2 separate regions of the Homo sapiens genome follow, and region 2 is linked to region 1. Evidence: chromatin contacts called from ENCODE Hi-C or POLR2A ChIA-PET data. All regions are on one chromosome and are shown on one strand. The core of a region is the stretch at or near the end of the contact, and the rest is flanking DNA. Distances in the headings are between cores, read along the strand shown. Region 1 holds the start of ZSCAN30 (zinc finger and SCAN domain containing 30). Region 2 holds the start of ZNF24TR (ZNF24 transcription regulator).

Region 1 (3,565 bases), core at 801-3,300:
GCATATATTTGACAAAAGACTAGTGTCCAGAATGGACGAAAGATTTGTACAGATACTTCACCAAAGAATATATACAGATGGCATATAAGCACATTACAAAATGCTAAATATTATTAGTCAGTATGGAAATGCAAATTGAAACCACAGTGAGATACACAGTGAGTTGGTAAGGATGTGGAGGAACCGGAACTCTCATGTACTCATGTTAGGAATGCAAAATGATACAGCCACTCTGAAAAGTAGTGTGGGTTTTTTTAAACATTAAATGTACATCTACCATGAGAGAGGGGGAAAAAAGCATATGTCCATATAAAGACGTGTGTACATGAATGTTCTCAGCTTTACTTGTAACAGTAAAAACCTGGAATAACCCAAATGCCCATGAACTGGTGATTGGATAAACAAACTGTGGTATATACATACAATGGAATATTATTCAGCAACAAAAATTAACTATTGATACACACAGCAATAAAGATAAATCTCAAAATAAAAGCTTAGTGAAACAACTCTGACAAAAACAAGGACATTCTGTATGATTCCATTTAAATAAATATCTAGAAAATGCAAACTAATCTCTAGTAACAGCTGACCAGTGGAGGGGGCATTGGGAGAGAGGCTTACCAACGGGCAGGAGGAAACTTTTGGGGTTTAGATGTAATAAACATATTATTTTGATTGCAGTGATAGTTCCACAGCTGTATTCATTTAACAAGCCTTATCAAATTATATCCTTTAAATATTTGCTGTTTATGTCAGTTATACCTCAATAAAGCTGTTTTGTTTTGTTTTGTTTTGTTTTGTTTTGAGACAAAGTCTCGCTTTGTCACCCAGGCTGGAGTGCAGTGGCGCAATCTCGGCTCACTGCAACCTCCGCCTCCTGGGTTCATGGGTTCACGCGATTCTCCTGACTCGGCCTCCCAAGTAGCTGGGATTAAAGGCGCACACCACCATGCCCAGCTAATTTTTGTATTTGTAGTAGAGACAGGGTTTCACCTTGTTGGCCAGGCTGGTCTCCAACTCCTGATCTCAGGTGATCCACCTGCCTCAACCTCCCAAAGTTTTAGGATTACAGGCCTAAGCTGCGCCTGGCCAAAAAGAAAGCTGTTTTTTTAAAACTATCTGCACTCCCTACTTGGGAGGGTTGGACTCAAGTTCCCACATCTCTTTCCTCTTACGGTTATATTAAGGGCTTAGTCATACATCCCTAAATTTCATATATCCCAACAGGGACTTGGGCTGGGACAGGAAGCCCTCTTCCTCCACCTCAACTACCACTTAGCCACCCACCATTTTCTCAAACCTCTTCCTTTCCCCACCGGACAGCTTAAACCAAGTCACACGTCTCATTGGTCTCAACAGAAATGAGGTCCCAACTCCTCATTTCCCAAGATATTTCCATGAACACAGCAATATCCTTTCCTACCCTGATTACCCCGCACCCTCCATTTCGGGTCCTTCTCACCCTGATCAGTGAGAATTGTTCTAGCAAGCAAACCTTAAATAGACCTCGTACCCTTTCTAGATTGCAAAGTAGATAAAAATCCAACTTTCCGTTAATTCAGGGATTAATTACTGAGCATCACTTATTTCTTGGGCAGTGGTTCTCAAAATGTGGTCCCAGGACCAACAGCTTCAGGATCACCTGAGAACCTGGGCTGCCACCGCCCCCTCCCCCACTACTAAATCAGCAACTCCGGAGTTGTGGGGCAGAAGTCAGTATTTTAACAAGGCCTCCAGGTGATTCTGATGCGCGCTACTCTTCTGGGGGTGTGAAAAACCAGAGAGGACAGGAAGAAAGTTAGAATTAAAGCATACCTACGAATCAGATAAGCGATAGGGGGAGGGGTGGTTATTTAAAAAACGATAACTAATTAAGAACTTGTATGTAGTAAGAAAACCTACCCTGCCCCAGAGAGCTTTCCCGAAAGATAATGGATTCCGACATTCACCTCAAGAACCGGCAGACAGAGCAGCAAAGGATCTGTCGCTGGCCAAGCAGGTCCCTGGCTAAGGCACTGCTAGGGACAGCTCGCGGCGGTTCGGGGGTTAATTCTCGGCAGCCCTCCGTCACCCGGTGCCCCACCCCCGCCCTGCGCCTGCGCGGTGAAGCGCCATAGAGCTGAGCACTCCTCCCAGATTCCTAGAGCGGACAGGGCGATGGCAGGTTCGCCGGGTGTGAGGCTTCACAGCGGTCCGGTGACCAAGTCGAGGTAAGGGTGATGTCGGCTCGCGGATAGCAGAGGAGTTCCGGGTGATCTTGCCTAACGAGCAGGAAACTGTGCATGGTTTCTCGAGTCCTTGGAGAGTGAAGGCCCCCGGGGTCGCTCCCGGGCACGGAGAGACGATTGGTTCACGGCCTAGTGTTCGGTTTGTTCCCAGTCAGCCCTTGCTGGCCTTGGGTTCAACCGAATGAACGCCAGAAACTCTGTGGGGTGGGGGGAGTCACCAACCGTGGTGCATCCATACGAATCAGCCTACCGTACTGGGAAAGAGCCACCTGAATTTGTGAATGTTGTAAAAGCAAAAGGAAGAAAAATGATCAGTAGTGTCATTTTTGGATAGGAAGGGCAGCGAATAACATAGTGTTAACCACTAGAATTCACTGTAAAATTCCCCTCTCTGCGTTATCTTTCCAGTTATACCTTTTTTTGGTAGCATTAACCCCTAATTTTGTTTGAACATCTCTAGACTTGGAATGGGGAATGTGTGTCTTAAGTGGGTTAATCCCTGGCTCTTGGATGATGGGGAGGAAGCCTAATACATTCTGAGAGAAAAGCAACTGGAAGTCAAATGAGATTTTTTGTTTTCTCCTTCTTTTATATCTTGAGGATTTTTCTGGTGGTCTAGTCTCAGAGATTACATCTGTAGTCAGCACAATGATTCCCTTCCAAGCCCAGTGGTGCCCAGTTGCCTCCAGGTCCCAGACCTTTATGTGGACAAGAAAAGCTTACAGAGGAAATGGTAATTCTCCACTTGCACACTGAGGTGTCCAGTTGCAGCCCATGGAGATCCAGTTCAATTATGAATCTCAGGAACACCACCTTCTGTCAGGTGAGAGGCAGGGTATTATATCTTTCTTAGTGGCTTTGGCGGGGTGGGGAGGATGAGGGGGTGTCACTCTATGCTAGTGTCTTCAAATGATCCCCCTTAACTCTGTTAGGCAGTATTACCTCTTTAGTGTACCAAGCATAGTCACATGACTTTATTTCAAAATCTGGCGATCAAATTCTCATGCAGCTCTCTCCACTTTTTTAAGACCCCAAAGTCATTCATTTTTCCCTGTATAATGACCTCATTGCTAATCTGTCAGTTTTGGTCATTTTTCTTATCTACTGTAGGGGCATAGTTAAAAGTTCTGGAGTCTGACAACCTAGATTCAAACAGTAGTTTTGTCACTTAACTGGCTCCAGTAAGTTACTCATATATTTTACGATTCTGTTTCCTCACTTTTCAAGTGCATAGTACTTCATACCTTGAAGTTATTTTGAGATTTGTATCTATGTATTACTCCAGAATAAAGAACCCCAAAATTTAGTGACCTAAAACATCAGACTTCTTAAAC
Region 2 (3,310 bases), core at 773-3,272, 180 kb after region 1:
TGGCCAATCTTATTTCAACACGATTCTCATCCACTTCCTCTCTCTCATATCATTCTGAAGCAAATCCCAGATGTCATATCATTCCATCCATAAATATTTCAGTAGGTGTCTCTAAAAATATGAATTATTTTAACATTACAATAGCATAATCACAACTATTTGTGAGAATTCCAAAATATTATCAAATATCAAAATATATCAGATTCCCAAATGTCTCAAAATTTTAAAGTTTTTTTTGTTGTTGTTTGAATGAGGATCCAAATAAGGCCCACACATTCCCATCAGATAGAATATTATTTTAAATGACACTATTGTTTCATGCATTTGTAAGAGGGCATAATTTGTAATCTCTCCCCAGGATATCTGTCCTATTTGATAATGGGGTCAAGTTCCATAGTCCATTGATTTCTTTCGTTACCCTTTATTTTTACTAAGTTAAACTCTCCCAATTTACAGTCACTGGAAAGAGTAACAAATATCTGGTATCTTTTTCCAATGACTATGGATTCAGAAATTAAGAGATTTCTTACTGCAAACATGTTTAGCCCTCCACCAGGTGCCAAATCAATCATGAAACACATTTAAAATTTGGACAGATCCATGCTTTAACTTGGGAGATGGGGGAAAATGGGTCCCCCTCACCTACAGGGACTGCCTTCTGGCTCTGAAGAGCATATTTTCAACGTTACAGGTCGTTTTAAACCATGCCTAATACCAGATTAAGAAAGAGTCAAACTCCAGTCAGAGCAGACTGGACCTGAGTTTGGTCTTAAGAGGATTTCTCAAGTCCAGCTAATTGTTTTTCTCTTAAAGTGTCTGAGTTTTTCTTTTGGATCCTGCAGACCAATACCAGAACTGACCTCTTATCAGAGGCAAATGACCAGTAGATATGCCGTGATGAACAAAGTCATTCAAAGTTGTCAGGAGGACACTGAAAGTGTCAGGCAGGGTATGAGGTGATCCTGAAGCAGGATTGGAGCCAAGTAGAAGAGGAAGAGGGTGATGTAGGAATGAAGAGGGAGGAATCTGCAATGGCATTCATAGTTGACTCCAGTGTGGGATGCCATGTAAAAAGGAACTCTAAATTCACACATACATGCACACACATCCCAAAGAAACCCCTTGCAATTTGCTCATGGCCTGGGATGGAAAGAGCCAGCTGATCTGAGAATAAGAAAATGTACCTTACATGAAATATTCTCTTCATAGTTACAGCAAATGTTCTCAACGCTGGCTGCACATTAGAAGCATCTTGGGAGTTCAAAATACTATGTCCGGGCCCCTGCACAGGCCAGTGGAATCAGAATCTCTGGGTATTTTTAAACCTCCCTCACCATCCCCCTCCTGGACACCCCCCACCCACACAGGTGATTCTAACGTGCAGCCCGGCCTGAGAACCACCGGGGTACAGCATGGACAGCAAGGGCTATTTCAGTACAGGATCAGTTAATGAGCAAGGGCTCATTATTCAAAATACTCACAACTTGAAGCTTGGTTTGGCTCAGCCTGGACTTCTGGAGCTTGGGGTGAGAAGCAACCTAATCTTCAGAATTCACAGCTCTCCCGCAAAAACAATGTCAGCAGGGAGAGCCTGGCAGGGGAATGGGAAAGGAGGTGTGAGGTGTCCTGCACACGAGCTTCCCTTCTGCCCGGGGAGAACACTGGTTCTCTCACTCCTGTGTGCATGATGATCACACGGGGATATCTGTCAAATGCAGCTTCCTGGGCCCCACTCCCTGGGTCGGTCAGAAGGTCTAGGATGTGGCCCAAGAACCTGCATTTTAGCGGGTCTCCAGGTGACCCTCTGAGGGTTTATGGAACAAACACACATCCATAAACCGAGAGGCCTCCAGGAGCAGCAGTCTGTGGGTCCTTCCTGATGAACACGTGTGGAGCAGGGCTTCCCTCTTCAATCCTGGGCCCTGCCCCTGGAGGGTCTGAGCAGTAGGTCTGAGGTGTTGCCTAGCATCAGCATTAGAAGTGATTTCAGGGCACTGCCCAATTGGGGACCTTCATGGAAAAGAAGTGGACCTGCCCCAAGTTTTCTCTGTACAATAGAAGGTGGAAGCGAAGCAGGAAGGACCCTTGGCTCATTCCCTCCTTGCTTCTACCAAAACGGAAGCTGGCGTTTTTCCTAGGCTGACATCTGGCAGGAAGTACAAGCGGAAACCAAACAGCAGCCTCTGGTCTTTCAGAGACCATTGATTTCATCAGCAAAATGGGTCTCAAAGCTTCATCAAAGTGGGTCTCAAAGCATCATCAAAGCAAACATGCAAATTCTTGGGCCCCACCCCAGACCATCTACTGATCAGGTACTTCAGGGAGACAGGCTCCCTAATCTGTGTCACAGGAGGCTCCCAGGTGACTCTGATGCTTGCTCGGTGATTGTGGGCTTAGGAAAGGCCCCCACCTCTTCTGGCCATCCTTTCAGGTCCCTTGTCATGGAGGCAGGGGGAGGCCCCACAGCACCTCTCCCGCTCTCGGTTTGTTATTGGGAAGGTGCTGAAGGATGCTGGGGCTGCCAACCTGGAGGAAAAGGAGCCTGGTTCCAGGCAGCTGCCACTTGCACAGGCTGCTCTCCCAGCTGACTTGCTTTGTTTTATTTTCTCTAAGCCTGAAGAAGGGCTTTCCCCAGAGAGAAAGGACACCTGGTGCCTAATTCCCCAAAGCAGAGGCAGCTGTGGTCCAGAAGCCCCAGGGCCTGTTTCCACTGTCCTCCCTGGGGAAATGCGGGTATAGGGCCCAGAGAGGCCCAGGACTTATCTCGACACTCTCCTTTCCCCGGCCAAGAAAATGCTTCCTCTTCTTGGAGGATGGAGATGCAAACACTCCCTTTCTGGAGCAGGCTGCAGCCAGAGGGGTGGCATCCTGTACCAAGACAAAAGCCCTTTTGGGACAGAGTGTCAATGCTGGTACTCCACACCTCCAAAGATGAGGGGAGGCCGATCTGAGGCAGAGGCACATGTGAGAACCAGCCCAGTGGGACAGAACAAACTACTTGCCTCTTTCTTCTCTGGACCCAATTTTGGAATTCTTCTAAGCATTCTGATCAGAGACAAAGACTAACATGCTCTAAAAGGGGGGTCACCAGGATTAGAAGTAATCCAGACCTGTTGTGGATTCACTGCAGAGTCTTTAAATGTGTTATACGGGGTTCACCACTTTAAAACAAAAATTCAGGGACTTGGGATAAATGAAAAGTATGGTTTTATTGTATCTTCTTGTCAAACACCTTTACTTGAGGCAACAACTGAAGTATAATTTAATTCAGCAGGAAATATCACACTTGGAGGGAAAACACACACTAAAA

The links. Hi-C counts contacts between places; a loop is a spot of excess contacts on that map. ChIA-PET counts read pairs that join two places held with the same protein, here RNA polymerase II (POLR2A). Pooled maps may share reads with other maps.
Region 2: a pooled map shows a loop between it and region 1 (2.1-fold over the local background). The contact joins the promoter of ZNF24TR here to the promoter of ZSCAN30 in region 1. A Hi-C loop is called at or near these places in 1 of 50 pooled maps. POLR2A ChIA-PET finds 5 or more read pairs at or near these places in 4 of 52 experiments (HEK293T, MCF 10A, activated CD4-positive, alpha-beta T cell and 1 more).

What each region holds. Positions count from the first base shown.
Region 1 is chr18:35,288,179-35,291,743 of GRCh38, forward strand. ZSCAN30 (zinc finger and SCAN domain containing 30) reads right to left here and starts at 2,051. Exons shown (of 4, transcript NM_001112734.4): 1 at 1,906-2,051. It also overlaps the pseudogene ZNF271P. RefSeq lists an enhancer at 2,168-2,327.
Region 2 is chr18:35,465,143-35,468,452 of GRCh38, forward strand. It overlaps ZNF24TR (ZNF24 transcription regulator), which reads right to left and starts at 2,023. Exons shown (of 3, transcript NR_186612.1): 1 at 1,185-2,023. It overlaps INO80C (INO80 complex subunit C), which reads right to left. Exons shown (of 5, transcript NM_194281.4): 5 at 3,191-3,310.